Regions from separate parts of the Homo sapiens genome. Here regions 1, 2 and 3 are each linked to region 4. Evidence: chromatin loops called from intact Hi-C (ENCODE). Cell type or tissue: Caco-2. All regions are shown on one strand. Each heading gives the region's core, and the rest is flanking DNA. Links, peaks and the distances in the headings are about the cores only.

What was found. Peaks named below come from ENCODE experiments on the same cell type or tissue, not always from the same donor. Only the 100,000 strongest peaks of a DNase experiment are listed, where the experiment ranks them.
Region 1: it touches region 4 in a loop (4-fold over the local background); 2 of 110 quality-filtered maps call a loop at or near these places.
Region 2: a loop joins it to region 4, with 12 times the contacts of the local background. A loop is called at or near these places in 37 of 110 quality-filtered maps.
Region 3: a loop joins it to region 4, with 8 times the contacts of the local background. A loop is called at or near these places in 6 of 110 quality-filtered maps.

The regions. Positions count from the first base shown.
Region 1 is chr10:37,785,500-37,793,548 of GRCh38, forward strand. It overlaps a transcript of ZNF248 not described here. Among named protein-coding and RNA genes, the nearest start is that of ZNF248, 68 kb to the right of the region's middle. In Caco-2, for the core only: no CTCF peak of the experiment used is centred there; a DNase peak (open chromatin) is centred at 4,562.
Region 2 is chr10:38,006,571-38,014,619 of GRCh38, forward strand. ZNF33A (zinc finger protein 33A) reads left to right here and starts at 4,105. Exons shown (of 5, transcript NM_006954.2): 1 at 4,105-4,213; 2 at 5,728-5,780. The coding sequence starts at 5,772. RefSeq lists an enhancer at 4,628-4,807. In Caco-2, for the core only: no CTCF peak of the experiment used is centred there; DNase peaks (open chromatin) are centred at 4,021 and 4,461; H3K4me3 peaks cover 2,250 bases.
Region 3 is chr10:38,362,131-38,370,179 of GRCh38, forward strand. It overlaps the pseudogene HSD17B7P2. Among named protein-coding and RNA genes, the nearest start is that of LINC00999, 62 kb to the right of the region's middle. In Caco-2, for the core only: a CTCF peak has its summit at 3,976 (motif pointing left); a DNase peak (open chromatin) is centred at 3,971.
Region 4 is chr10:37,852,913-37,860,961 of GRCh38, forward strand. It overlaps ZNF248 (zinc finger protein 248), which reads right to left and starts at 4,698. Exons shown (of 6, transcript NM_021045.3): 1 at 4,273-4,698; 2 at 3,523-3,620; 3 at 3,384-3,425. The coding sequence starts at 3,398. ZNF248-AS1 (ZNF248 antisense RNA 1) reads left to right here and starts at 4,837. Exons shown (of 2, transcript NR_186559.1): 1 at 4,837-5,589; 2 at 6,166-7,754. RefSeq lists an enhancer at 4,191-4,250 and silencers at 4,568-4,944, 4,641-5,190. In Caco-2, for the core only: no CTCF peak of the experiment used is centred there; DNase peaks (open chromatin) are centred at 4,209, 4,809 and 5,179; H3K4me3 peaks cover 2,308 bases.

The DNA.
Region 1 (8,049 bases), core at 1,672-6,671, 67 kb before region 4:
TAAATAGGTGACCCATGGCACTTACCTCTGTCATATGACTACCTCTACTTCAATTCATGTACAGAGTTCAATAGAGATCTTTCTCTCTCAGCCAAGAATGAACACTCCATGGAGTATTCCCTGTGACAGAGTATCAGAGGAAACTCCTGGGCCTGGTTCTCTCACATTGCTGTCTTCCATGGCCACTAAAATTCCACTCAGGAATGTCCCTGAAAGATGGTGATGATGGGGAAATCCTCCCAATGAACAGGACTTCAAATCACACACTTGTTTATTATTATTTGTGGCAAGAAAAGTGAGCTAAGGTAATACCCAGATTCTTGAAGATTGGTAAATAGATTGATTGGTTGGAACAGGATTGGAAGACTGGAGCCAAGGAGGTCTTGTAAAGAAGAAGGGGGTTGGATATCTGGTAGTGCACACAAATTGTGCAGATCTTTGAGTCTTTTGTTAATGTCCATCAAAGAGCAGCTACCACAGAAGCAGCAGTGGACAGAGTCATTTATCCAGTGGCTGTCAGCCTAGGTCCCATGAGTGTTCACACAAGCCCAAGAATGGAGTAGCCATGACAGCAGGAAATGGGCACTATACCTGGGCCTGACAACATGGGTTTTATCTCACTAAGGCTGATCAAGCTCCTGCTAAATATCTGACTTTTCACAAGTAGAGATCAATGCAGAGCACTCAATATATTACCATTTTTTGCAGAGATCAATCAGATTCTTTTGGCAGGATGATTTCACGGGAATCCTTCTACTCTGGAAAAACAGTGAATTGTTCTATTTGGAATTCAAATATATTCTGATTATAGGTTGTTTTTATGCCCACAGTGCCTCTGTGTTTCATGTCATTCCCAAATTATGTGGGAGAGGGTTAACATCCAGGCTGACAGCAGGGAAGTAATGTGGAATAACTTGTAGAGTAGGCAACCAACAACATCAGCTCCAATAGCCTACTATTTAGTTCCAAGACAACCCAGTAAAAATTAGAAAAACAAGAAAAAAGTGCTATATGCATTATATGACTATATAATGCAAATAATTAAAAATGTAGACATAATCTTGAGGTTGCATAGTTTTAATGTAATGTATGTTTATACATGAATCATTCCATTGAAAAAATAAGAGCATGAAAGATCAGTTTAGTTTTTTAAACAGTACTACTTTTTGTTTTATGGATTTCAAAGTATAATATAGTTTACAGCTGCTTTCTTTCTCAAAATTCATTTTGTAGGGTTAATAATTGTATTCTACCTTTGTGTATTTTATGAAAATTTTTATTTACATGAACTGAATAAAGAGGCATTCCATGTTTATGGATTAAATAAGGCTGAATATTGTGATAATGCACAAAAGTTTTAATTTTGTTGATGTCCAAATTATTCATTTTTTTTCCTTTGGTAGCTCATGTTTTAGGTGTCATGTCTAAGAAACCAAAACAATCTTGAAAGAGAACAAATTTGTAAAACTTATACTACTTGATTTTAAAGTATACTATAGGCCAGGCACTTTGGCTCATGCCTTTAATCCCAGCACTTTGGGAGGCTGAGCCAGGCAGATCACAAGGTCAGGAGATCCAGACCTTCCTGACTAACATGGTGAAACCTTGTCTCTACTAAAAATACAAAAAATTAGCCGGGCATGGTGGTACACGCCTGTAGTCCCAGCTATTCAGAAGGCTGAGGCAGGAGAATCGCCTGAACCTGGGAGGCAGAGGTTGCAGTGAGCTGAGATCACACCACTGCACTCCAGCCTGGGTGACAGAGCAAGACTCTATCTCAAAACAAAAAAAATAATAATAATAAGTAAAATACATAAATAAATAAATAAAGTATACTATAAAGTTACCAAAATCAAGACAGTGTGGCACTGGCATAAGTACGAACACATAGATAATGGAAATTAATTGAGTCCAGGAATAAACTTTTACTGCCCAGGATGCTATGTGTCACTGGTCAACTGATCTTTTTTCCTGTTTTGCTTTTGTATGTATGTTTTTCGGTTTTTGGTTTATTTATTTATTTATTTATTTTTGGTCAACTGATTTTTGACAAAAGTGCCAAGATACTTCAAGAGGAAATTAAATTTGGCATTAAAACAAATTGTATGTCCACAAATCATGTTGGGACAATTGTATATCCCCATGCCAAAAAAAAAAAATAGTAACTTAGACCTTTACCTCACACAATATATGAAAATTAAAGCAGAATGAATCAAAGACTCAGATATAAGAGCTAAAAGTATAAAATTTATAGAAGAAAATATAGAAGAAAAATCTTTGTGACCACTGGTTAGACAAAGAGTTCTTAGACAACAAAGCACAATTCATATAAAAAAAGTAAACTAGATTTCATTAAAAGTGACAGCTATTGTGATTCAAAAGATAACATTGAGACAATGAAAAGATAAGCCATATATTAGTAGAAAATATTTGCAAGTAATATTTCTGATAAGTCTCATAATTTGAATATATAAAGACTTACAACTTGGCCAGGCATGGTGGCTCAAGTCTGTAATCCCAGCACTTTGGGAGGCTGAGGCGGGCAGATCACCTGAGGTCAGGAGTTCAAGACCAGCCTGGCCAACATGGTAAAACCCCATCTCTACTAATAAAAAATTAGCCAGGTGTAGTGGTGGGTGCCTATAGTCCCAGCTACTCAGGAGGCTGAGGCAGGAGAATCGCTTGAACCCAGGAGGTGGAGGTTGCAGTGAGCCAAGATCGTGCCGCTGCACCCTATCCTGGGCAACAGTGAGACTCCATCTTAAAAAAAAAAAAAAAAAAAGAAAACATGCAAAAGACTTGAATGAGACATTTATCAAAGAAAATATACAAATGCAAGGGCCAGACACGGTGGCTCACACCTGTAATCCCAGCACTTTGGGAGGCTGAGGCAGGTGGATCACCTGAGGTCAGGAGTTCAAGACTAACCTGGTCAACATGGTGAAACCCCATCTCTACCAAGAATACAAAAATTACCCAGGCTTGGTGGCATGTGCCTGTAATCCTAGCTACTCAGGAGACTGAGGCAGGAGAATCACTTAAGCCTGGGAGGTGGAGGTTGCAGTGAGCCATGAAGCCACCACTGCACTCCAGCCTGGGTGATGGAACGAGACTCTGTCTCAAAAAATAAAGAAAATACACAAATGCAAACAAAGCAAACATCATTAGTCACTAGAGAAGTACAAATTAAACATACAATAAGATACCACTACATAATTACTAGAATAGTTATTATAAAAACAGACAATAACAAATGATGTTGAGGATATGGAGAAACTGGAACCCCTACAATATGGATGAAACTAAAACAATCATTTTGTTAAATAAAAGGAGTTAGACATACAAGACTAAATATTTATATGAATGTCTAGAAAGACTTTTTTTTTTTTTGAGACAGGGTCTCACTTTGTCTCCCAGGCTGGAGTGCAGTGGCACAACGTTGGCTCACTGCAACCTCTGCTTCCTGGGTTCAAGCGATTCTCCCACCTCAGCCTCCTAAGCAGCTGGGACTACAGGCACATGCCTCCATCCCCGGCTAAAGTTTACATTTTTGTTAGAGATGGGGTTTCATCATGTTGGCCAGGCTGAAAGACAATTTTATAGACACAGGGCAGATCAGTGATTGGCTGGGAGTTAGAGTGGGGACTGACAGCATATTGGCGTGAAGGAATGTTTTTGGGTGATATAAATGTAAAATTGGATTGTGGCGATGTTTGCACAACTCTTAAAATTTAATATATATCACTGAATTGTACACAGTGGATGAATGTTAAGTTACATAAATTATATCTCAAAAAAAAAAACTGCTAAAAAGCCAATGGAGACTGCTTTGAGCAAAAATGCCCTCTACAGAGTAATTTTTCAGACTCCATAAACTTATTGTTAGGTGGAGAGGGCAAACATTTCAGGAAGAGCTCAAAAGGTGTCTGCTGAATATCAGTATCAACTAAAATGGTGTTTTATGGTAATCTAGAAAGATAAGCCATTTTCAGAAGTGTCTTTTTTGATAACCCCTTCTCAGTGCTTTCAAGGGACAGGGCAATGAAGATCTTTTTCTCTCAGGCAAGGTAAAACATAATTATAGAACAACAGATAATTTATTAGCTTACTCATCCAAAAATGTACCCAAGTACACACAGCTGATGGCATTCAGCCTCTCTCTGGTACCTTTATTGTAAAAAAGTTTCTTCTCAGAAAATATGAACTCTATAACATCAGCTGTGTTGACTGAGAAGCCTAGAGGAACAGGATACTAGCCTGTATTCATCTCTTTACAGGTGACTAACACAGATAGGGGAAGGAGTTATATATTTCTCAATAAACAAATATTTGCTCTGGACTAGAACAAGGGAAAAATTCCTCCAGCTTAGTTTACTAAGAACACCTGAAGTTTTAGGACACTACTTCCACTCTAGTAGGAAGTGGATGAATGAACCACAAGCTTTATCTTTTCTTTCAATTGTACTTAAAACCTGCCTGGGGCCGGGCGCCATGGCTCATGCCTGTAATCCCAACACTTTGGGAGGCTGAGGTGGGCGGATCACAAGGTCAGGAGATCAAGACCATCCTGGCTAACACAGTGAAACCCCGTCTCTACTGAAAATACAAAAAAAAAAAAAAAATGAGACAGGCGCGGTGGCAGGTGCCTGCAGTCCCAACTACTCGGCAGGCTGAGGCAGGAGAATGGCGTGAACCCGGGAGGCGGAGCTTGCAGTGAGCCGAGATCGCGCCACTGCACTCCAGCCTGGGTGACAGAGCAAGACTCTGTGTCAAAAAAAAAAAAAAAAAAAAGTAACTAGGGCTGGGAATGGTGGCTCATGCCTGTAATCCAGCATTTTGGGAGGCTGAGGCTGGAAAATCGCTTGAGCCTGGGAGTTCAAGACCAGCCTGTGCAACATAGGGAGACGCTGTCTCTACAAAATAAAAAGTTAGGCCGGGCACAGTGGCTCACGCCTGTAATCAAGCACTTTAGGAGGCTGAGACGGGCAGATCACGAGGTCAAGAGATCGAGACCATCCTGGCCAACATGGTGAAACCCCGTTTCTACTAAAAATACCAAAATTAGCTGGGCGTAGTGGCGCACGCCTGTAGTCTCAGCTACTCGGGAGGCTGAGGCAGGAGAATCTCTTGAACCTGGGAGGCAGTGGTTGCAGTGAGCCGAGATGGCATCACTGCACTCCAGCCTGGCGACAGAGCGAGGCTCCGTCTCTAAATAAATAAATAAATAAATAAATAATTTTTTAAAAAAATAAAAATAAAAAATAAAAAAAGTTAGCCAAGTGTGAGTGTGCACTCCTGTAGCTCCAGCTACATGGGAGGCTGAGATAGGAACATTGCTTGAGGCCAGAAGGTCAAGGCTGCAGTGAGCCATGATTGAACAACTGCAGTCTGGCCTGGGCAAGAGACTGAGACCCCATTATCTTAAAAAAAAAAAAAAAAGTGTACTAGAAGTGTAGTTTAGCTCTGACATGACAACAGTCAAGTTCCCACCTTGGGGCTGAAAAATGGTCTATGTTTTTGTTTCTCTTATACTTTGTTATTTCTTTTTTTTTTTTTTTTTTTTTTTTTTTTTGAGACAGAGTCTCACTCTGTCTCCCAGGCTGTAGTGCAGTGGTGCGATCTGAACCTGCTTCCCGGGTTCACGCCATTCTCCTGCCTCAGCCTCCCAAGTAGCTGAGACTGCAGGCACCCGCCACCACGACCGGCTAATTTTTTTGTATTTTTAGTAGAGACGGGGTTTCACCATGTTAGCCAGGATGGTTTCAATCTCCTGACCTCGTGATCCACCTACCTCGGCCTCCCAAAGTGCTGGGATTACAGGTGTGAGCCACCGTGCCCGGCCTTTGTTATTTATTTCCACAATATGTTAATGGTCATTTATTATGCTAGATGTGAATACACTGATACAAAAATGTGAGTAAAGCCTTGGCAGTTTTAGCACACTATTACTTTCAGGTATATTCGTTTTCAGGTATACTCTTTTGTATGGGACTTTTTCTGTTTTTCATATACCAATTGAAGAGGTGGAGATTAGCTTCTGGCTTATCTGATGAACTTGAAATAGCCACCCCACAACAGGGAAGTGGGAGACAGATGGATTTCAGTGGGATGTCATTATGAAAAGCATATAACCTTCTCCAAATAATTAAAAGCAGCAACAAAAGACAAAAAGAAGAAAGCCATTTGAATAAAAATTAACCTTATAAATGCAATAAACATTTTAATTCCTTTAACAACAAAAGGTTGGGAGCATGTTGAAAGAACCCAGAAGCCAACCTGAAAGAGCTCTCTCAAGCAGTCTCTAAGCAGCAGTGACTACTGCAGCTATTGGCTGGTAAGAACAAAGCAAGCACAAATGGACTGAAACAGTTTATGCCTTACATAGACCACATACGCAAGATCACCATAGTGTCAGCTGCCTTTATCTCCTCTCCCACAGGATGATACCAAGAATAAAAGGGCCATAGGATGGGCAGCATGAGTAGCTGGGATACTCTCTTGCAGAAGAGCTAATTCTAGACCACAGTTAAGTGGTTTTATAGCTTGCAGATCTACCCATGGAGGAGGGTGACAAGGTACAAAGTCTCATGCCTGGGACCAGAGAGGCAGATGAGAAACTGCCTCCCACAAGATAGGGAGGTGAATGAGATGTAATTTCATGATAGCTCCTCACTACCTGCCAAGACACAGGTCAGCCTGCAGTTGAGCCTGTCCTATGTGGCCATGTATGGAGACATGTAAGACTGCCAGGGTGCCATCATGGAACTGTTTCCCTATAAACTTCCAGTGGCCAAAGCTGAAACAAACTGAGCAACAAAAGGAGTAATGTCAAGAATAAAATAAATATCCATGAGGCCACATTGACATAAATGGCTGAATAAACAGATAAACAAATGAGAAAGAACAAACCTTCCTTTTGGAAGACTAGAAATAATATATGTATTTATCCCCACTCCAAGGGGTGAAGCTTAACTCTTCATGCCTAGAGTATGAGCTGGACTTAGCAACTCACTTCCAAAAAACAAGAGTATGGAAAGGAAAACACTGTAACTTTACAGGTGAGAAACCAGACAGACACCACCTTAATCAAGTGATCAAAGTTAGCACCATCAGCCAACAGTCATGTTGGTATCATGCACACCATCATATGATGCAATTAGGGTACCTAATCTCTGTGGTATTATTCCCCAAATTCCATAACCCCAGTATGATTGTAAGAAAACATTAGGCAGTCACAGATTGAAAGACATTCTACAAAACATTTGACCAGTATTCTTCGTAAGTGCCAGGGTCTTGAAAAAGACAGAAAAACTGATATAACAACTAAACACAATGTGGCATCCTAGACTGGATGCCAGTCTACAGAAAAACACCATTAACAGAAACTGGTGAAATCCAAACAAAATTTTTCATTAATAGTGTTGTACCCATGTTAATTTCTTATTTTGACGTATATGCCAAGGTTGTATATAATGATAACATCATGGGAACTGGGTGAAAGGTGTACGAGAAATCTATTATCATTGAAACTTTCTCTGAATTTAAAAATATTGGCCGGGCGCGGTGGCTCACACCTGTAATCCCAGCACTTTGGGAGGCTGCGGCAGGCGGATCACAAGGTCAGGAGATCAAGACCGGTTTGGCCAACATGGTGAAACCCCATCTCTACTAAAAATACAAAAAAAATTACCCAGGCATGGTGGCACATGCCTGTAGTCCCAGCTACTCGGGAGGCTGAGGCAGCAGAATTGCTTGAACCTGGGAAGCGGAGGTTGCAGTGAGCCGAGATCACGCCACTGCACTCCAGCCTGGGTGACAGAGAGAGACTCTGTCTAAAAAAAAATTATTCAAAAATAAAACTTTTATTTCAATAAAGCAGATGGAAACATAAACAAACACAAATAACAATAAACACAGATTCTTTATTAAAGATGTGGTTCGATACCAATGGCCAATACCATCTAATTAGGCCAAAAAAATGTTGAAGAAAGGGTATCAAATATAACATTTTACATTTGTCAGATAAAATAAATAAAAGTGTTGAAAGAT
Region 2 (8,049 bases), core at 1,359-6,358, 150 kb after region 4:
GTTCACCAACAGATGAACGGAAAAAGAAAATATGGTATATAAACACAGTGGAATATTATTATGCTATAAAAATGAAATCCTGTCATTTGCAACAACATGGATGGGCCTGGATGTCATTAAGTGAAATAAGTCAGACACAGAAAGATAATTACTGCACATTTTCACTTATATTTGGGAGCTAAAAAAATTGGGGCTCATAGAAGTAGTGAGTAGAATTATGGGCATTAGAGAGTGAGGGGATAGTGGGGAGGGAAGGATGGGGAAAGTTTGGTACATGAACACAAAATTACAGCTAGATAGAAGAAATGAGCTCTGGTGTTCCACAGCCCTGTAGAGTAAATATGATTGACTGTAATATCAGTCTATATCCCCTAAATATTCACAATTATTAGGTGTCAACTAAATATAAAAGGGAAAAAGGTACAAAAACAGAAAAAATGAGAGGCAAAAAATCAGACAGAGTTAATCAAATTCACAATAAAAATGAATAGCCGTGGCCAGGTGTGGTGGCTCATGCCTGTAATCCCAGCACTTTGGGAAGCAGAGGCTGGTGGGTCACCTGAGGTCGGGAGTTCAAGACCAGCCTGAACAACATGGAGAAACCCCATCTCTAGTAAAAATACAAAAAATTAGCCGGGCATGGTAGCGCATGCCTGTAATCCCAGCTACTCAGGAGGTGGAGGCAGGAGACTCACTTGAACCCGGGAGGTGGAGGTTGCAGTGAGCCAAGATCATGCCATTGCACTCCAGCCTGGGCAACAAGAGTGAAACTCTGTCTCAAAAAAAAAAAAAAAAAAAAAAAGAATAGCTGTGATGGTAAACTTGACTTGGTCACAGGGTGTCCAGATTAAACATTACTTATGGGTGCATCTGTGAGGGTGTTTACAGATTAGATTAGCATTTGAATCAGTGGACTCAGTAAAGCAGATTGCCCTCCTTATGTGTATGGACATGATTCAATCCACTGAGGGTCTGGATAGAACACAAGGCAGAGGAAGGAGGAATTCACCCATATTTTCTGCCTCATTGTTGAGTTGGGACATTTCATCTCATCCTCTCCTGTCCTTAGACTGGGATTTACACCATTGGCTTCCCTGGTTCTCAGGCCTCTGGACTCATACCAGAATTACACCACCAGCATTCCTGGATCTCTAGCTTGCAAATGACAGACTGTGGGACTTCTTAGCCTCCATAATCATGTGAACCAATTTCTCACCACCAATGTCTCTTTCTGCCTTACTCCCTCCTATTGGTTCTGTTTCTCTTGAGAATCATGACTAATACACTGGGAATAAACATTTCCCCAAGCCCATACCATAGGTGTATATTAGTGTTTTTTTCAATCTTTTCAAATCTTAAATTTAAAAATATTTTATTTATTTATAATTTCCCCCAGTTGGAAACAACTAGCATATCCCTGGACTGGGGAATGGATAAGGAAACTGGTAAATCCGTACCAAGAAATAGGAGTCAGCAATGTCAGAGATGATAAATTCTTCTTCAAAAAGCTTAAGTTCCCTGTTCTTTGTTGCTTAAGACCAACTTCCTTGTACTTCCTTGTCTCCTAGCTACCTGTTCTGTAAACAACCTTCCTGCCTTTGCTGTGCACAGACAAGTCCAGATATGACTTCCCACCTTTGCCGTGCCCAGACAAGTCCAGATATGCCTTCCCACCTAGTAATGGACAGTCCTCCTTCCTTCCCGCCTAATAGACCCTATTCAATTTTAAACCTTAGCCAATAGAGTTAGCTTAGACTGTGAGGTCCAACCCCAGCCAATGGGGAAGGGACACAGAAGTGCTAGGAACTGTATCAGGGATAAAATCCCCTGCCCTACCCCTCTCAGTGTACTCTTGTGATCGTGACTGGCACAAGCTGCACCCTTCTGCAGAAGTAAATTTGCCTTGCTGAGGAATTTTCTGCCTACGCGCTGGTTTTCTCTGTGGCACCGGGCACTTGTTTCTAACAGCAGGAAAAGCAAACAGAGGTATTGGTACACAAAACAACACAGAAGGATCTCAATTGCATTGTGTTAAGAGATACCAGATTCAACAACTACATACTGTGTGATTCCATTTATATAATATCCTAAAAAAGGCAAACATATAGGCCCAAAGAATAGATAGCGGTTGCAAGAGGCTAAGAGTGGTGAGAGAATCTGACTTTAAAAAGGTAGCATGGAGGAATTTTATTGACAGAGATGAAACAATTTTGTGTCTTGCTTGTAGTGGTGGTTACACAAATCTATGCATTGTCAAAACTCATAAAATTATGCATCAAATAAAGAACTTTTCAGTATATAAAGCATAAATTAAAAAATGTAAATTTCAATAAATGTTTCACGTATTTTTACTCAAATATTTGCATTTCTTTCTTTTTTTTTTTTTTTGAGACGCAGTGTCGCTCTGTCACCAGGTTGGAGTGCAGTAGCGCAATCTTGGCTCACTGCAACCTCCCCATCCTGGGTTCAAACGATTCTCCTGCCTCAGCCTCCTGAGTAGCTGAGACTACAGGTGTGCACCACAACGCCCCACCTAATTTTTGTATTTTTAGTACAGAAGGGGTTTCACCATGTTGGGCAGGATAGTCTCGATCTCTTGACCTCATGATCTACCCGCCTCAGCCTCCCAAAATGCTGGGATTACAGGCGTGAGCCACCACGCCTGGCCATATTTGCATTACTTTCAATTCTCATAATGGACTTAAAAAGTTTTGCTGGAATGGAGTTGCTTATTTTTCTCTATTATAAAATGTGACTGATATTAAATTTATAGTTTCTGTCTTTGGCATCACATCCCTTGTTGTTTTTTTTGAGACAAGGTCTCACTTTGTCACCCATGCTGGAGTGCAGTGGTGCCATGATGGCTTACTGCAGCCCGGGGCTCAAGTGATCCTCCAACCTCAGCCTCCTGAGTAGCTGGGATCACAGGTGCCTGCCTACATGCCAGGCTAATTGTTATTTTTAGTTTTTTGTAGAGATGGGGGTCCCACTATAGTGCCCAGGCTGGTCTTGAACTCCAAGGATCAAGTGGTCCTCCTGCCTCCGCCTCCCAAAGTGCTGGGGTTACAGGTGTGGGCCACTGTGCCTGGTCCACTTGTCAATTTTCAAAAATTTTTACTCTTTTAGTGGTTTAAATGTTTAAGTATTGTATACATGTGAGATTTTATCATGTGTGATCTATGTATATCTCTACATTCCAAATTGCTCGGAATGACATGCTCTTTGGAATACTCCATTCTTTCCCTCACTGTTTTGAAATGCTGTATCTACTACACATTAAAGAATACTCTTAAGCTGTCTTATTTCCATGGAGCAGGTGCCAAACTACTTTGAATAGAGCAATATTATATAGATAGATGTAGATAGATACAGATATTCCTTAGGCATTTTTTTCCTGCTTTTTAAAATGTATACTGGCTGTTCATTTGGGTTTTTACTTATTCTAGATAAAGTTGAGAATGCTTTTGTGAAGTACAGAATACACTAAAGATCAAAGAGAAAAAATACATAACAAAAATTTGTTGATATTCTTTTAGGAATTTTGTCTTCCTAAGAAAGGTACAGATAGACTAAAAGTATTTCCATTTAGTCAAGCAATTTTAATGTCACAGAGGAAATCATACGTGACATTTATTTTCTTCTTTCAGATTATGTCTAGTTCCTTACTGAGCTACAATTTCCGTTTATTGCTTTAACCATTTTGATGAAGTAGCTTTCCGGCCGCACCTTCCCCTTTTTTCCCCCGCTCCCAAAGAACCGCTGATAGCATGAAAGTCTTTTAAACTGTATGGACGAGATCTATTTCCTAACATTTAAACGGAAAATGACACGCAGCGGTCCTTTCCTTGAGCGTCTGCGTCTAAACTGCCCACAGACCTCCCCCGCAGTATATCCCTTTGGAGTGCCCCGGGGAAAGCCAGGGCTGCAGGCAGTTCCAGCACCAACTCAGACCGCATCTGCCCACTGCCTAGCGGGGCACTTCTCTACCAATCCGAAGGGCTGCTCGCCCGGCCTCACGGGAAAGGTAGTTTCCAGGTAGGGCGCCAACAGCATCAAGCTGTGCGCGTGGGCTCTGCGCATGCCTCGTCCGCCGGCTACGTCTGCGTTTCCGCCTTTCCTTTTGTTTTTCTCAGGTTTTGCGTGGGAGGCGGTCCCGGGATTTCAAGGGTCTACGCGCTTTTCTATGGCGAATGCAACCCGACGAGGGAGTGGGGTAAGCCCCAGTGGGTTGGGCAGGGAGAGAGAGGGAGCCCCGCGCGACTCCTGGGGCGGGCGGCAGGGGGCCGGTACCAAGTGGTGGGGAGGAGGCCCGGGGACCTCATAGGGGAAGGCGGGGACGGCGGGGCTGCAGCGTGTGGGCCACGACGCTAGGCCGGTTCCTCAAAGGCGCGGCCTCTGTACGGAGCAGGGTACGCAGCGTGTGTCGCCCCATTTGTGGGGGCCGCGGAGGAGGGCATGTGCGCTTGCGCAGTCCGCGCGCTGAGCCTTGCGGGAGGGGCAGTTCTCTTGTCTAGCCTGTGCGCGTGTGCTAGGGCGCCGCGGTACGTGGGCGGGGAAAGGCGGGTGCAGTCGCCCGCCAGACCGGCAGACTCGGTTGCACGTATTGCATTCATCCTCTTTAGGTTCCGAACTGACCTCCAGTCAGGTCCATCACTGCATCTTGGTATTTGCTGTTCCTCTGTCCTGACTTGATCTTGCACTCAGGAAAGATCTTCAAGAATTACCTAATTTTGGCCTGGCGCGGTGGCTCTCGCCTGTAATCCCAGCACTTTGGGAGGCCGAGGCGGGTGGATCACCTGAGGTCAGAAATTCGAGACCAGCCTGACCAACATGGTGAAACCCCGTCTCTACTAAAAATACGAAAAGTAGCCGGGCGTGGTGGCGCATGCCTGTAATCCCAGCTACTGAGGCGGAAAATTGCTTGAACCCGGGAGGCGGAGGTTACAGGTAGCCAAGATCGCACTATTGCACTCCAGACTGGGCAACAAGAGCGAAACTCCGTCTCAAAAAAAAACAAAAACAAAGAATTACCTAATTTTGCCTCATTTGTTAGAAGAAAAAGATTTTTTTTGTTTTTTTGTTTGTTAAGGTCACTGACTTGTTCAGGATCACAGTTAGTAGGGAAGACTAAGTCACATCTCCTGACCCCTAAGCCAGTACTGTCTACTTTTCCACACACATCAAAGCAAGTTTAAAATATCCCTTTGAGAAATAGCAACAAAGTTAGATGAAGAAATTAAAACTGATTTTTTCTTTGAAGCACTGCCGCTTATGGCTTTCTGTGGAGTCACTCACCAGAGGTTAAGTAACATTACTGGGAAAATAGATAGCTTAGTCCTATTTTTTACAATGGTTTTAGTGTTAATGTTCCTTCATTAAATATATTGTTAACTTGTTTGGCCAATATTGTCATTATACTTTTTTTTGTGAACACCGAGGGAGATTGAAATCCTTAGGAAGCAAATATTTACTTTCACCCGGTAAAAAATCTTGTGCCCAAGAGCTACATAATTATGTTGGAGTTATTCTTTCACCATTTCTACCGCCTATTCCGAAGTGTTCTTCCACCATTTCTACCCCCTATTCCAAAGTGTCAGAGGACATTGATACTCTCCCAGAGGAAGCATTTTACCTAGTGGGTGTGTATGGCTTCTTAGGGCGGAAGAATCCAGGAGTTGCCAGGCAGGCCAAATCTTTCATGACCCCATTCCTCTTTTTCTAACTCAGCTGTATCTTCAGAGTTGTCTCCGTCTTTCCAAGAACAGAACAAAATGAACAAGGTAAGTTGTTTATTAATTCCCTACTTTATTTTGCAGTGGACTTTGTGAGATTTGTAAGAGTCGATATGGTGTTTGTTTTTTTTTTTTTTTTTTTTTTGTGAGACGGAGTCTCACTCTGTCACCCAGGCTGGAGTACAATGTCCCCATCTCGGTTCACTGCAACCTCTGCCTCCCGGGTTCAAGCAATTCTCCTGCCTCAGCCCCCCGAGTAGCTGGGACTGCAGGCGCATGCTGCCACGCCTGGCTAATTTTTTGCGTTTTAATAGAGACAGGGTTTCACCGTGTTGCCTAGGCTGGTCGCAAACTCCTGAGCTCAGTCAATCCGCCCGCCTTGGTCTCCCAAAGTGCTGGGATTACAAGCGTGAGGCACCGTGTCTGGCCAAGAGTCAATATGTTAAGATGAGAAGTTAGTAATAGATAAAAATTGAACTTCCCAGAAAATATAAAGTAACAGATCAATAGCAGGGCCAAGTTAGAGTCAATAAGTTGAGCTTCGTATGTTTCTTACGTTTCCAACAACCATGGCAGAAAGGAAGACACTGGATACAGACAGACTGACTCCTCTGAAGGCACAAAGACTTCCTGGCAGATACCTTTTTTGGTCATAACATAGGGACCCATAGTGAATAAGCTTCCAGTGATAACCCTGAAATGAGTGCAGCCTATTGAGTCAAACTGCTTTTTTAATTTTTATTTCACACAGGTTCCAGTTTTCTTTTGGATGTAGTGTTTGATCAGTAAATTAAAATGTATTTTAATTTTAATTTTTTTATTTTTTTGAGACGGAATCTTGCTCTCTTGCCATTCTGGAGTACAGTGGCGCGATCTTGGCTCACTGAAACTTCTGCCTCCCGGGTTCAAGCGATTCTCTTGCCTCAGCCTCCCGAGTAGCTGGGACTACAGGCATGCGCCACCACACCTGGCTAATTTTTGTATTTTTAGTAGAGACGGGGTTTTACCGTGTTGGCCAGGATGGTCTTGATATCTTGACCTCGTGATCTGCTCTCCTCAGCCTCCCAAAGTGCTGGGATTACAGGCGTGAGCCACTGCACCCAGCCGGTAAATTAAAATGTATTTTATTATTATTATTTTTTTTGATACAGAGTCTTGCTCTGTCACCAGGCTGTAGCACAGTGGTGTGATCTTGGCTCACTGCAACCTCCGACTCCCTGGTTCAAGTGATTCTCCTGCCTCGACTCCTTGGTTAAAGTGATTCTCCTGCCTCAACCTCCCGAGTAGCTGGGATTATAGGCACGCACCACCATACCCAGCTAATTTTTGTATTTTTAGTAGAGACGGGGTTTCACCATGTTGGCCAGGCTGGTCTCAGTCTCCTGACCTCGTGATCCCCCACCTTGGCCTCCCAAAGTGCTAGGATTGTGTATTTTAATTTTTAATGAATCTTATTTCTACATGTGTAGCAGATAGATACACAACCCCCTAAATTTTAAATATAGAACTTAATGAATTATTACAAATCCGTGGCACAAATAATGAATACACAGGTCAAAACAAACATTGCCAGCACTCCTGAAGCTGCCGTCTTGTCCCCCTCACAATCCTGACACCTCCCTGCTCATTCATTCATTTACATATAAGCCACAGTATCTGGCTTCAGTGGCAGAGTTGAATAGTTGTGACAGGAACATTTTGGCCTGCAAAGCCCCAAATTTAATGATGTCTGATTTTTTTTTTTTTTTTTTTTTTTTTTTTGGAGAGAGTCTCACTGTCACCCAGGCTAGGGTGCAGTGTGCGATCTTGGCTCACTGCAGCCTCTGCCTTCAGGGCCCAAGGGATTCTCCTGGCTAAGTCTCCCAAGTAGCTGAAATTACAGGCACGCGCCATCACACCTGGCTAATTTTGTATTTTAGTAGAGACAGGGTTTTACTTGGCCAGGCTGGTCTCAAACTCCTGGCCTCAAGTGATCCGCCTGCCTTGGCCTCCCAAAGCACTGGGATTACAGGTGTGAGCCACCGTGCCTGGCCAAATATTTAATGTCTGATTTTTTACAGAAGAAGTTTACCAATCCCTAGATTAGTTTATTACGTTTATTTGTTGCTGGTGTGTACTAGTCTAGATGACTTTTCCTACTTCAAGGTTATGAAGATACTCTTGTTACCTTTTAAAATATTTCTTGTTTTGGCATTCACATTTACATCTCTTTCATTGGAATGAGTGTCTACTTCTGTATGAGGTAGATGTCAGATTCCTTTTTTCATGTGGTTAATGTAGAATTATTTTTGAAAACACCATCCTTTCCCCACTGTTT
Region 3 (8,049 bases), core at 983-5,982, 510 kb after region 4:
ATTTTTTGTCTTTCTTAGGCCTCCTTGAATCTAGTCACTCTAGAGATAGAATACACAATCTTGTCCTGATGTTTTTACTTGCAACTCACAATCTTGTTTGGTGGTTTAGTTGCAGGTTTCAGAGATTAGACCGTATATATCTAAATGCTGGGATCATGCCTAATCCACAACTAAATATCAAAGCACTTCTCTTTGGCCTCTTTTCAAGGTAATTTTCATTTTATGGATGAACTGATTGGAAGGAATGTGTTCATTTTTCTGCCTAGTTTTGATGGCGTGTTAAGTTGGGGGGATGAAAGGTAAGGGGTTGTTGAAAAGGTTGAAGACAGAAAAAGGAGATGTTGCAACCATTATCATGAAAGAAAAGCAATCCTCTTTTGTGGGGAGTGCTGAAAGTCCCATTTTTTATGGTATTCTAAGTCTCCAGGACATTCTAAATGGTTTAGAAGGTCATTTTTTGGTCTGCCTGGATATGCCTATTAGCAAGAACATTTTGAAATTAGGCAGAGTTCTCAGAGAGACTCCAATTTCCAGGAAAGTTACTTTGAACTATTTCCCAGATGTATGTCAGGTGCTCTGACAAGTAGGTTGGGGAAATGCAGACAACTAATGTTTCCTGGGAGATTCTTGTTACTCATTAGTGTAGTGGCTTTCCAAAATGTTGAAACACAACCAGGAGAATTCTTATTTATAGGAATAAATCTTACTTTGTGACCCAATACACTTATTCATAAATAGGCATTCTTACTATGTGCTGCTTACTATACCAATGCTTTTGCTTTACTTCTTTTCCATTAAAAGACAGACAGACAGACAGACACACACACACACACACACACACACACACACACACACACACACACACTCTCTCTGTCTCTCCCCACATTGATCTTGACCTACTAAATTGACCTCCCAGCAGAACACTATATTAATATGTTTGAAGAATTCCCAGTTAAACAAACAATCTGTTTAACTCTTTTTTTGACAGTTAAACATACTTCATGCACAGGAAAACTTTTTTCCCTTTGGCATAGCTTATTATTCCTTTAGAACAGTTTACCTGTAACCTGATTGGGAAAGAGGTGAAGAGAATTTTAGCAGCAGGTTTTTGAGAGACTCAAGTTCCTATTGGTAGCGTGAGCTATAAGTATGTAAGTATTTCTGTGAATTAGTGGGGGGAAGGAGGGTCTTTGGCATTTCATTTAATACAATAACCCAGTCTGAGAAATAGGTATTTTTATTCCTGTCATTACAGAATCAAGGGAGGTGTAGTTTATGAGTCGGGGGGATGGGTTGGAAAGTGTTTTCAGTATTTCCAGTTAAAGAAGCTTTAAAAAGTCATGCAATTATCTTCTGCTGTTTCAGAAAAGTGATTCATATGTTCTCCACAGCTGAAGGCCTGCTGACCCAGGGTGATAAGATCACTGCTGATGGACTTCAGGAGGTGTTTGAGACCGATGTCTTTGGCCATTTTATCCTGGTAAAGAAGCTGTGGGCTTAATAAGCTAATATTTGGTGTGATAGTTCCTGTAAAGCTCTGGGCACAGGGCATTATTATAGTTGAGCAGCCAGTTAACTGATTTAATCTCATGTTTGAGTTTTCTTGATTGCATTTGCCTTGTTTATTGTGAGCATGGAATACTTCTGGAAGCTTTCCTAGTAGATTTTTCTTTAATAAATGTACTAATAGTTTTTGATTTACAGAATTACTGCAAAGATAGTACAGAGACTTTCTGTATGCCCTACACCCAGTTTCCCCTATTATTAACATTTCGCATTGGTATGATGCATTTGTCGAAATAGATGAATCAATTCTGCTACATTATTATTAACTAAAGTACACACTTTATTCAGGTTCTGTTTTTGCCTAATGTCTTTTTTCAGTTCTAGGATCCCATTCAAGATACTACATTACATTTAGCAGTCATGTCTCCTTAGGCTCTTCTTGGTTGTGACAGCTTCTCAGACTTTCCTTGTTTTTGATGACCTTGACAGTTTTGAGGAGTACTGCTTAGGTGTTTTGTAGACTCTCTCAATCGGGATTTGTCTGATGTTTTTCTCATGGTGAGACTGAAGAATGTGGTTTTTGGGAGGAAGGCCACAGAGGTAAAGTGACATTCTCATGACATCACATCAAGGGTGTATTCTTTCAGTATGACTTCTCAGTGTTGATATTAACCTTGATCACCTGGCTTGAGGTCATGTCTGTCAGGTTTCTCCATTGTTAAGTTACTTTTTCTTTCTCCCTTTTCATACTCTACTTTTTGAAAGAAAGTTGGGCCGGGCACGGTGGCTCCTGCCTGTAATCCTAGCACTTTGGGAGGCCAAGGCAGGCGGATTACCTGAGGTTGGGAGTTTGAGATCAGCCTGACCAACATGGAGAAACCCCATCTCTATCAAAAAACAAAATTAGCCGGGTGTGGTGACGCATGCCTGTAATCCCAGCTGCTTGGGAGGCTGAGGCAGAAGAATCGCTTGAACCCGGGAGGCAGAGGTTGCGGTGAGCTGAGGTCATGCCATTGCACTCCAGCCTGGGCAACAAGAGTGAAACTCCATCTCAAAAAAAAAAAAAGAGAAAAAGAAAGAAAGTTACTATGTGCAGCCAATGCATACTGGCTAGTGCTCTACCTTCTTAAGAGAGTGGGTTATCTACAGAAATTATTTGGATTTTTTCCACAAGGGAGATTGTCAGTTCTCCTTTATTTATGTCTTTATTCAATCATTTATTGTATCCATATGGACTCATGTTTATGTATTTGCTGCTTTGAAATTATAAATACTATTTTATTTTCCTGCTCAAATTTTTTCAGTTTTGGCCACTGGGAACACTTTCAGTTGGCTCCTGTATCTCTTTGGCACACCCCCATTGTTATGGTTTTCTCTTTTTGTTTTAGCTTTCATTTTGAGCAGTTTCTTACTATCTGGCACTACAAGATGCGTCAGACTCATCTTGTGTTTTCCTTGTTCAGTCCTAGAATCAGCTACTTTTCTAAAGACATATGTTTTCTTTTATCAGAGAATGGTTATTAGAAACCAAGATCTGGGTGCTTATTGCTACTGAGATATCAGTGTCTTCTAAACCCTCTCTGCTGATAGACTAAGAGATATATATGTACATACTAACTCATGTATGTATACATATCTATAAATATTTTTCTGTGTAACTAATTCATGTCTCTTTTAGATAACTAGTTAATACTGATGTCTCTGACCCTAATCTCTTACCATACAGTACAGTGGTTTCAAAATTTTTATCTGTATTCTGTCAGTATATTTTAATACTTTTTTTTTTCTTTCACCCAGATTCGGGAACTGGAGCCTCTCCTCTGTCACAGTGACAATCCATCTCAGCTCATCTGGACATCATCTCGCAATGCAAGGAAATCTAATTTCAGCCTCGAGGACTTCCAGCACAGCAAAGGCAAGGAACCCTACAGCTCTTCCAAATATGCCACTGACCTTTTGAGTGTGGCTTTGAACAGGAACTTTCAACCAGCAGGTAAGGCCTGTCTCAGTGACGGAAATGGCAGAGGAGGGTTCTCTTAATTACCTGCTGTTGATTTCCTAATAAGGTAGCTGGCTTTCCACTAACTCTTGTAGTTTAGATTGATATTTGGTGTATATGAAAGTGTTAGGGCAGAGATAATTGGCTCCTGACATTATAGTTATAGGTAGTTCATTCATCATTCTGTGGTTCTTCAGGAATTCTAACTTATGTTAACAGAGTGACACTACTAAAAGTGATAATAGCTACTGTTTTGGTACTTGCTGTGTTTCAGGTGCTGTATTCGTCTGTGTATGTCATTAAATACCTGCCTCATTACATGGAGGTGGGTCTAAGTATTACCATTTTCAGATGAGGACACTAAATCTCGGAGAACTTAAGTCATTTACCTGATGGTCACACAACTTGTAAATGGTAGAGCTCAGAATTGAGCCCGAGGCTGACTTTATAGCTTGGACTTTTCCCACTGTACCATGCTGCCTCCTAGTGTTTGTCATAGCAGACGTTTATAGGACAGTCAAGTAGTTATAAAACCTTCTAGATAGTGGTGGTTTTAGCTAAGACTCCAGAGCTCTGTCTCTATGAGGATCTCAGTTTATGGGATGTTTTTCAGGGGATGGCGACCCTTGTTGGTCATACTGAGTCCTTGTTGCCACTATGGTTTGCAGCTTACTGCTTCTTTGTATGTCTCTGTTGCCCAGGTCTAAATTCTGACCTGAAAATCTCCAGTCTTCCCCTTGGACATTTTCTTTTGTTTGCTTTGATTAACAGCGTTGTATGAGTATGGGGCTATGGAGAAGTTTAATTTCACTAACATTTACAAAAGACCTATCATGTTTAGGGCACTGGGCCAGGTTTAGGGTTGAGGAGGAAAGTGAAATAAGAAGATGATCAAGAATTATGTTTTACTTCAACGGAGCTTCTTGGATCATGAATTAGACATAGAAATATAACTCTTACGTGATGGTCTAGACCTGGCTTATTCTGGAATTGCTACCTTTATCAGGTGTTATTCTGTGTTCTGGCTCTTAGAATGATGCCCCCCTTTTTTTTTTTGAGACAGAGTCTCATTCTGTTGCCCAGGCTGGAGTGCAGTGGCACAATCTTGGCTCGCTGCAACCTCTATCTTCTTAATTCAAGTGATTCTTGTGCCTCAGCTTCTCGAGTAGCTGGGATTACAGGGATGTGCCACCACACCCAATTTTTGTGTTTTTAGTAGAGACAGGGTTTTACTATGTTGGCCAAGCTGGTCTCGAACTCCTGACCTCAGGTATCTGCCTGCCTCAGCCTCCCAAAATGCTGGGATTACAGTGCTTGCACCCAGCCTGAATCATGCCTCTTATAAAGTTGAAGCTAAGAGCATACTTTCTAGAACTGAATTTGAATCCTGACTCTTTGTAACCCTAGGCATATTATTTAATCTCCCTATGCCTCAGTTTCCTCATCTGAAAAATAGGGATAGTAATAGTGCCTGCCTCACAGATTTATTGGGAAGATTGACTGAGGGGGATCTGTATGAAGCACTCACAGCAGTGTTTTGTATTCAGAATGTGAGTTTGTATGTACATGTGTCTGTACAAATATGTACATGTGGATATACATGAGTGTGGGTATGTATTTGTGTGCCTACCCATGTGTAGCGGGTTCATATGTACATGTACAGGTTTTGTGGGTGTGTGCACATGTGTTTGTGAATGTATTTTTTGGGTGTGTGCATGTGTGTAGGTGTCAGTGCATGTGGTCTGCACATGCATGTACATGTTCTTGTATTGGCTGTTAATATTGCAGGTTGGACTCAGCATGTTGGCCCAATTGTGCACCTCCTTCTGAAGTTTCTTGAGATGTTTAAAAACTTGTCACAACTGCTTCCTGATACTCTGAGAACTCCCTTTTAGAGGGATTAGCTTTTCCTTTCATAAAAAGGTCTGGGATTCTATTTAAGTCTCAATTATCAAGTAAGCTTTGGGATTTTATCTTTTACGAAGGAGGGAGATTTAGCTATTGCTTGTAAAATCTGTTGAGATTGGTTCTCAGCCAATGACTTTTTCTTCTTGGCCTTTATGAGGAAAGAAGCAGCTGAGAAAGAATAACATTACAGGATTCCTTTTGAAGCCCTGTGTTACTGGAAATGTTGTCAGGTTCTATATAGACTGCCTGATAGACTTTAATTATCCATGCATGCTCCCCCACTCAAGCTGTATAGAAATATTCAGGATCATCACAATTAATCCCTATAATTAAACAAATGGAAGGATACAGTCTTGGTTAAGATTGTCTTCTTCTTTCTTTTTTGTTTATCTCTCAACATCAGAGAATTATATACGTTGGAAACGCTGGATTTTAGTTTGAAGATTTCTTTGTTTAGGACAGAATAGTCCCCAAGTGATCCTAGGAAGCGCCTAGAATAAGAACTTTTCCTTAGCTGTTTTAGCGGCAGAGTACATTATTTGCTTAGGAAAAACTTTTGGACTATCATGAGGATAAGTCTTAGCTCTTGACTTTTTTCTAGAGGATTGTTGGTAAATCAAGGGGATTCTCAGGGATGGTTGATCCATGTCAGGCAGTGCCAAGCCTCTGCAGTACCAAATAAAGGATGAAAAGCCTCCAGGTTCTGTTGCTTAGGGTGCTGTCTGTCCGTTGAACTGTCTGTTAAACTGGCACTTCCTATTTTTTTATTTAAAAGAAAAAATGAGTTTAAAAATGATAAAAATGAGTTAAAATAGTCAATATCAAAATAAAGTAAAATGTATAGTATAAATTAAACTAAATAAAATAGTAAAACAAATCCCAATAAGAGGCATGATCCCAGGGCTCCAGGACTTAACTATAGATCACATAGGACCCTTTGGATTAACCTAAGCTCTGTGTTAATTGGGGCTCTCTTTGTAGGGTGGAACTTTCTAAAATGAGTTCTAGGCTAAGGACCTGATTTAGAGATCTTCAGTTGGAGAAAGTTTTGTGATAGCACATACAGCCTAATGCCGGGAGCACCCACCTCAAGCTAGAGGTATGGGTCTTATGTACTTGCAGGGAAACAGACACATACTTTAGGTTTAGCTGTCTATTTATTAGGCCAGAAACTTCTCGAAGGCAAGGACTGTACTCCGTACATCTTTTAATCTTAAATGCTCATTATGATTAAAAAGCTGATCTTCAGTTAAGCCAATAATAGGGAAAACTCAGATAACCAGGCCCTGCTTTTCTCCCCCAGCTTTAAGATTGGTTATTTTTTATACTGCAAGGTTCATGAGAATAGAGACTTTGTCCCACTAATTTTTGCATCCTGGGTGCCTCTCACAGTGGGTTCTCTTAATACATGATTCTTCAACATAAACGTTTTACCCAACTTCAGAGACAACTCAGAACATAAATTCTTTATTACCTGACTTCTGGCTCATGTACATACCTCTTTTATTAACTAGCATGTAGCTGGACTGAGTCAATATACACTGAGTTAAAGTCTCATTGCTACACCTCTCTGTTCCTAGGGTCTCTATTCCAATGTGGCCTGTCCAGGTACAGCATTGACCAATTTGACATATGGAATTCTGCCTCCGTTTATATGGACACTGTTGATGCCGGCAATATTGCTAGCAAGTGATGAATACTTCTTTTCTTAACTCATAAAAATCTCTTTTTGGGACCTAGAAGATATGTTTAAAGGTTGGGAAATGATTTAAGGAATTGAACCTGAATGCCATTTAACTTGAGGTTTTTGAACTTAATGTGAAACCTCTGCTTAATATTTCTAAGTGTTACTGCCACACCACCATTTGAGTGTCCACTTCTCTTTAAAGGAATGTTTCATTGCTCATGCACCACAGATCCCAAGAGTTCTGTAATCATATAATTTTAGAAAACCCATGTTGAACATTGTTAAACTGGACTTCTCTAAGTTTTCAAACTGATCCTGTGCATCAAAAGTTCCCAAGAAGGGGATAATTGTGTACTATGTAACTATACAACCATATTTTTGTTTTGTGATTTGAACGTCTTGCAGGACCATTGTTTCTGTGGCACATCTTGAAAAATGCTACTTTTAGGAATGATTCTCTCTTTAGGGCTCAGGAAGAAGTGTCTCTTCCTTAGGGCAGGCATAAAGTAAAGATCAGAAGTAAATAGGCCTTCATGTTAAAAGTAGTTGATTTGGAATAATGGAGATTAAATGATGTTTCTTTTTTGACTTCTTTATTTTTTGTTACTTAAAAAGTGTTCTATAATCAGAAAGGCAGGGTTTTTAAAAATATTTAAATGAATAATTCTTTCATGACTCTATTCTAAACCACCAAAAAATAACTGTTGTTTTCTTTTCTGCAGCTTCGCTTTTTTGCAAATGCATTCACTTTGACACCATATAATGGAACAGAAGCTCTGGTATGTTACTGAAGTTTTTATAACTTGTATGATGACTTAGCAGATGTGAATTATAGGTTCACTCGTAGTAGAAATAATTTCAACAGAAAAGATAATAAGAGAATAAGCTCTGTGAATAATTGAGGTCCCGTTTGGAACTAAAGTGGACTATAAGGCTAAGCACAGAACAT
Region 4 (8,049 bases), core at 1,688-6,687:
GTGCAGTTGCGTGATCTCGGCTCACTGCAACCTCTGCCTCCTGGGTTCAAGCGATTCTCCTGCCTCAGCCTCCCGAGTAGCTGGGACTACAGATGTGCGCCACCAAACCCAGCTAACTTTTGTACTTTATACTAGAAACATGGTTTCACCCTCGATCTCTTGACCTCGTGATCTGCCCGCCTTGGCCTCCCAAAGTGCTGGGATTTACAGGCGTGAGCCACCGTGCCAGGCCAAGGCTGAGAATTTTTAAAATGACAAGGATATCATACCTCAGAACCAACCCCTGCCAAAATACTACAGGATAAATATAGAGAAAACCAAACCAAGTTATATTAAGTAACAATTGCTGAAAACCAAAAGAAAAGAGAAAATCTCATAACCAACCAGAGGAAAAAAGATCAATTGCCTTCAAGGGGGAGGATGATTTAAGACAAAAACAACAACAATCCAGAAGTCATCGGAATGGTTTTTTGTTTTCTTTTCGAGACGGAGTCTCGCTCTGTCGCCCAGGCTGGAATGTGGTGGCGCAATCTCCGCTCACTGCAAGCTCTTCCTCCCAGGTTCACTCCATTCTCCTGCCTCAGCCTCCCGAGTAGCTGGGACTACAGGCGCCTGCCACCATGCCCGGCTAATTTTTTTGTACTTTTAGTAGAGACGGGGTTTCTCCATGTTGGTCAGGCTGGTCGCGAACTCCCGACCTCAGGTAATCCACCCACCTCGGCCTCCCAAAGTGCTGGGATTACAGGCAGGAGCCACGGTGCCCGGCCACCGGAATGGTATTTTTAAAGTGCTAAAAAGAAAAGAAAAAAAAAGCTCTCACTCCAGAATTCTGTCTTTAGTGAAAATATCCTTCAAAATGAAGAAACACAGACATCTTTAAACAAAAAAAAATGACGAATCTGTCACCAAAAGATCTGCACAAGAAACAATAAAACTTCTTTGGGGTAAAGGCAAATAACTGTAGATGAAGCATGATATTGCAAAAGGGAAGAAAAAGCACAGTAAAGGGCAATTATTTCAGTAAATACGAAAGCCTACCCACTCTCTAAAGTCGTAATACTAAAGATACCTTGTGGGGTTCAGAACACAAGGAGAAGAAAGCATCAAAACAACAGCACACATCGGGGGGTGGAGTAAATGGAATGATACTGTAGTAATTTAATTAAGTTTCTACATACAAGTAAACTCCAAATGGATTAAAGATTTAAACATAAAATGCATAAAAGTATTAGAATACATGGGCAGATTCTTTATAATCAAGTGGGAAGGACTTTCTAACTATGTCTCCAAATGCTATCAGTCCAAAACCATAAGGAAAAGATTAATAAACTGGACAACAAAAATAACCAAATATTTCTGCATAGGGAAAAACACCATGAACAATTATCAAAAGACAAATGATATACCAAAAAATAATGGCTTGCAACTCATATAATACACAAGGGTAAAAGACACTGGGGGGGAAAAAAGACCAGACAACCCAAAAGAAAAATAGGCAAAAGATACTAACAGTTAAGTTCATAGAAAAATAAATATAAGACACCCTTAGACACACGAAAACGTATTCAACCTCACTCAGTGAAGAAAATCGCAGATGCAAACTATATGAAATACCACTTTTTACCTATCGGTTGCCCCAAATCCAAAAGTTGAACCACATATTCTATGGGAGGAGCTGTGAAGAAATAAGCATTCCCATGCATTGCCAATGGGAAAACAAAATAATACTATCTCTAGGACAGGCATTCCCACTAAGCTGATCAAGTTCTGGGAATTCATCTAATATATAAACATATACACACAAAATTATAAATGTACAAGGTTATTCATTACCACATGGTTTGTCATAGCAAACAGCTGGAAGTAGTTTAATGAACTATGGACTTGAATTACTAGGCAATTGTGACAAAGAGAGAAAATGCTATTCATGTTCTGTCAGAGAAACATCTGTATGCTGTTAAGTGAAAAAGGAATAATGGAAAATAGTGTGTAAGTCAACCATCAGAATCAGCTTAAGCTGGAGGTTTATCAGAACTTCAGAATAAAGGACCCCATCCACAGCTACTAAATCAGAACCTGCATGTTAAAAAGATGCCAGGAATGCACAATCACATATAAGTTTGATAAGCCCTAGAGATAACAGATTCCTTTTTAAGTAAACTGAGGAAGCAAATAAGAATATACATACATATTTTCTTTAAACTGGATAAAGAAACACTGGCAAAGTAAACCAAAAACTAGAAAAAAAATAGACATCTTTGGTAGGTTGACCATACATTCCAGTAAGTCTGGGACTGTCCCAATATATGCCAGTTGTCTCAGCATAATTATTTATAGAACCTCTTTCACTCTCAGTGAAAATGTCTCGGTTTTAATGATTAAATGTCACCCTACCTGGAGAAACTGCATGAACAGAGGAAGGGAGTGTGAATATATATGTACATCTTTTGTTATCACTTATACTTTTAAAAAAGTAAAAGTAATGTATTATTACATTAATGTATTATTAATTCAAAAGCACTTTATTAAGGAAAAAAAATGAAACCAGTCAGGAAAAACAGACCGAGAAGAACCTAAGTAGGCTAAGGATGGAAATGCACGCATAAGCAATGCCTGGAGCAAAAAGAAAAGATGCCTTCATGAGGACTAGGGAGGGAATCAAAGTTAGGAAAGGACAGCTCAGAGGGTGGCATTACAGACACCAACAGAGGAGACTCTCCAAACAAAGACCATGGTTAACAATATATGCAGCAGACCAGGCAAGTAATGCAAAGGCAAAAACATGCACTAGCCTTGACTATGATTTGGTGGCCTTTGCCAGAACTGATTCAGGTGAGTTTAGGTGAGGGAATAAGGTTGCATTCATCAGATTGAAACATAAATGAGAAACACAGAAACAAGTCGGAACTGTCAGTGATTCAACCTAGAAATAAGAACGAGCTGACACAAACAGTTAGGGAAAACTGTTTTGAGGACATGCAGTCCCTCCATTCCTCCACATCGTCAAGGTTTTATTCCTGGATCAAACAGGACCATCAAACCTCAGCGTTTGTTCTCCTGAAAAGCATATGCACTGAGTTCTGCTCTGTAACTGTGTTCTTTGTTTCTACAAAGAAATACTTATAGACAATTTACTGCATTTATTTCAGAATTGTTACTAGAACAATTAGAGATAATATTACAATAACTTGGATAATTCTGCAAAATTAAAAATCCTGCATCTAATTTGCCAACTGCACTATTTTGGATTTGCTACTTCAGTTTTATTTCCCTTAATGTCAATTTTTGCCTATTTCTATTTTTCCATTTTCAAAACATAAACCCTTATAAACTTCAGAAATCCATTTTTAAACAAACTGGGAATAAAGAAACAAGAATCTCACCTGGGATTTGTTCATTTTCCGCTCTTAGTGGAGGAAGGAGAGCTGAAGGATTAGAAAGGAAGAATGTCAGGAGAGCCTTCGCCGGCCTTGCAGTTCGGAGATTCACCTGCCTATACAGGTCCACACACAAGATACTTACGTGTCCATGTGTGGCTCCGATATATGCTGAGCTCAGACATGACACTTTTCACTGAGTGAATGTAAATATTTCTTATTGATTTATTACCAATTTAGGTTCTGTGACACAGAAAAATTAAAAACATGAAAAGATGAGTTTAACAAGTTAACAGTAATCTGAAGGAAAAAACACTATGGGTTTGTCAAAATTCCTTGTAGGGAAAAAAAAAAACTGAGGCCATATTGTTTATCTGTTTACCTGTTAACACCATTAATGCCCTGAGGTTAGATAATGCAAAAGACCTCTAAAAAAAGGGATAGGATGTTAAATGCAAGTTTAAAAATGTTTGTTCTAACTTGCTAACAATTCCTCAAAAGGATCTTTTAATGAGAAACTGTGATATAGAGTAACAAAATGGGCAGCAGTGGCTCGGGAAACTGCAGACTTGACTTCTAATCTCAGTTCTGCCTCTAAGGAATGACAAGATCTGAACTACTCACCTCCTCAAACTCAATTTTGTTTTTCCATCTTTCAAATAAGGTCAAAACAGATAACCCAAGTATGACCTGACTGCACTACCATCCGGCGGGGATATCAGGCCAAGAGAGGAGGAAGCTCAGCAGCTCATCTGGATGTGCCCGGTGTTCGCGGAGGGGTGATAACAGCATTTCTTTCGCTGTGGCCGTGAGCCTTTCACCCGTCCCTGCCCTCAGACTCTCCAGAGGTGACGTTCCTGTTAGCCTGCGCGCCCACCCCTCAGCTCCAGCTCACCTCTCTCTTCTTAAATTTGTCCCAGACCTTGCACCAGCACACAGACTCCGACGGCTTCAGGATACTGTGCCATGATTACACATAATACATAAGCGAACGCGAAACGTGTAAATAATTACTTGGGATAGGAGGGCGGTCAGAGCCAGCAGGGGCCCTGGTGGTCAGCTAGGCCAGCCCCTTCGCTCCTGCACTCCACGGGCAGAGAGGCCCTTGGGGCCGGTGCAGGAGCCGTCTCCCTCGGGCTCTCCCAGGGAACGCACACCCAATAAATACAGCACCTAAACAATGAAAGTGCTCAAAACAACCCCAGGCGGCAAGTATTCCTAATATCCGTAATTTACAGAGAGGAAAACCGAGTCTCCCGTGGATAATTGTGTCTAATTCATTTGTCGCGGACCTGGCGCAGTCGCTCTCCCCCGCAGCCCCGCCTCCTCCCCGCGGGCTCAGGGCACAAAAAGCGCACACGCACACATCAAACGCCATGCGCACGCGCACAACAAACGTCACACGCTACGCACGCGCGTGCTGTCCCCTCCCCGCAGCCAGTTCCCTCCCCTTCGGGCCAGTGCGCATTGCCTACCCCGTGCTACAGGACTTCGCTGAGCGCCAGGCGCAGGGACTGGACGCATACGGACCCCCGGGAGCCCCGGAACTCGCGTTCCCACGCCAGACCTCATCCCCTTCTGACAGAGACGCCCTCGTCCCACCGTCGCCGCAGGCGCCAGGGGTCCCTCCCCACCGCCGAGGTCTAGCCGCCGCCCGCCCGCCTTCAGGGCAGCGCGGGGACCCCCTGGCCCTCGCCCAGTGCTCCGGGGCTCACCCGCCGCTCCTCGCCGCCTCCGGAGGCGAGGGATTGTTTCCCACAAGGGACTGGAGTCCAGGGAAGGACTCGCCTGGAGCGGGAGGCGGGGATGCACATGCGCAGAGGGAGAGGCCGAGCGCCCGAGTTAGGCTGGTGGATGCGATGCGGGGCTTGGAAGCGGCGCTAGACGGTGCCTGTCAGCTCTGGCCGCAACCCTCAGTTGTAAAATGAGGCTGATAGTGCCTACCTAGCAGGGGTTTTATGAGAATTGGAGGCGCTTACGTTGTAAAAGCATTTAAACCGGTGTCTGACACATAAATTGTTCAGTATATTTCTCACAATTATATATCATGCTGGTCATCATAAGGCTCTCCTGCAAAACAGCCTTGTATAGTGGGTTGAGAGATTACTGTCTCAGTTACCCACTCCTGCTTGGAACCAGGATTCTGTCAGTGTCCCCAGAGGTTGTGGATCAAATCAATGTGCCTGTTAGACACAAGCCAAGAGAAGGAAAGGTGTGCTTGAATTCATTCACGATCATGCATGGTAACGTTTAACTGAAAGACTGGAAGAGAAAACTAAAATCTGTGACCAGTATGGTTATTCTCTGGAATAAGGAAAAACAGAAGCTAGCAATTCAAGACCCAAACATAAAATTGTTTATATGTTTAAAAAAAAAAAAGCCGTTTGAGTAACAAATTTGAAGAAGAAAGCACGCACTCATTTCCCAAAACCAACCATACTTTACCCAGAACTACACTACACGTACATTCTTTTACGTGCACATCTGGCATTTTCAGCACACTATGAGCATGTGCGTGTGTTACAACTTTTCATTTAAAAAATCAACTCCTGGGTCATTGTCCACTTTTTTAAACTTTTCATTTGCTCATAATTTCAGATTTACAGAAGAGTTGCAAAATAGTTCCTATATGCCTTTCACCCAGATTCCACTAGTGTTAGTATTTTACATGACCATGGTATATTTATCAAAACTAAGAAAATAACATAGGTACAAGTACTATTAACTGAACTGCAGAGTTTATTCAGACTTAAGCAGTTCTTCCACTAATGCCCTTTTTCTGTTCCAGCAACCAATCAAGGATATTGTCACCGGGGGTCCTTGCTCCCAGAGCTCCCAAGATGGTGGTGGGCTGCTTCCGAGATGGGGGCAAGCCTCATGTTCTCTGACCTGGGGTTCTTGGCCTCATGGATTACAAGGAATGGAATTTTGGGCTATGTGGTGAGTGTTATAGCTCAATTAGAAGCCGTGGGTCACGGAAGAGAACTGTGGAACCCAGTGACTAGTGTTCAGCTCGATTAGGACCAACCTGGGACTTAGCTGTGCAGGAACAATGGCAAGCCTTTAGCCCAACTTGGGAGCAGCAATGGGCACCTCGCTGGATCAGGAGCACAGCGGACACCCTGCCAGATCCGGAGGGATGGAAGTCAGCGGCGGGTCTGCGAAGGCCGCAAACAGCAGCGGTGGACAGCGAGCGAAAGCTCAGCTCAAGCCGTAACAAACACGGACCAGAAGAGAGTGCAGTTGCAAGATTTAATAGAATGAAAACACAGCTCCCATGCAAAGGGAGGGGACCCAAAGTGGGTAGCTGTTGCCGGCTCCAATGCCTGGGTTTCTATCCCGATCATTGTCCCTCCCGCTGTGCTCTTAGGCAATAGATGATTGGCTATTTCTTTACCTACTGTTTTTGCCTAATTAGCATTTTAGTTAGTTCTCTTTACTACCTGATTGGTCGGATGTGAGCTAAGTGCAAGCCCCTTGTTTAAATGTGGATGCAGTCAACTTCTCAGCTAAGCTTAGGGATTCTTAGTCGGCCTAGGAAATCCAGCTAGTCCTGTCTCTCAGTATCACAGTACATTTACTTGTCATGTCTTAGCCTTGGCCAGTTTGTAATAGTTTCTTGCTCCTACCTTGTCTTTCATGACCTTGCTATGAAGATGAAAGCACGCTCTCTTGACTTCAGTCCTCCCACCTTGGCTTCCCAAAGTGCTTGGGATTACAGGCATGAGCAACCACACCCAGCCTATAGTTTAACTTTAAAACAAGAACGATAATGATCCCTTCCTGAAACTAACCCCCTCCTTGTTTGGGGACAAAAACCGTTTTTGTAAAACTAGTGGAAGTCCACAAGTTTAGAATTTTGGTAGGAACCTGAATTCTGTAAGATGCAGGCATAAACTCTAACCAGTTTTTGCTTTTATAATCTGCCTTTTTGTAACTGCTTACTACTCCAGAGTCACATAGCCAGTGGTCACAAGATTTATAACATCTCCAATTGTCACTATAGATAATGTCACTATTGTAAAACCTAAAACTAGTGTTTGAGTTATTTTTCAGACTTTACATTCTGATGGACCAACTGGTGCCACTGGGACCAGTAACCCATAGCAAAAAATGGACTCAGTTGATCCTGTGACCCCCTTCAAGAACCGATTCAACACAAGAAGACAGTTTCAACAGCCCTATGATTTCATCCCTGACCCAGCCAATCACCATTCCCCATTCTCTAGCCTCCTGATGGGCAGGAGGCTAGAGAGGTTCAAAGTTTTTCATCCTTGAAAGACTGTAGCCTCCAAATTCTCAGGAAGGCAGATTTGAGAATTATCTCTTATACTTGCTTGGCCACCCTGCAATTATTAAACTCTTTTTCTGCTGCAATCCTGTCGTTCTCAGTTTATTGGCTTTTTTCTAGGCAGCAGCCAAGAAGAACCCACATGGTAACATTCTCCTGATTAGACTGAGGTTGTGAGTTTTTAGGAAGCACCCCACAAACAGGTTGTGGCTTTCTCATAGTGTGATATCAGATGGCATGATATCAACATGACTTTTTACTGGTTAATTGACCATGATTACATGTATTAAATTAACTGAAATTTGTCCTGAGGCTGCCTCCCTACCTTTAGGGCCGATGTAAGGACTGCAACCTACCTTGGTATGTAAACAAACAAAGCAT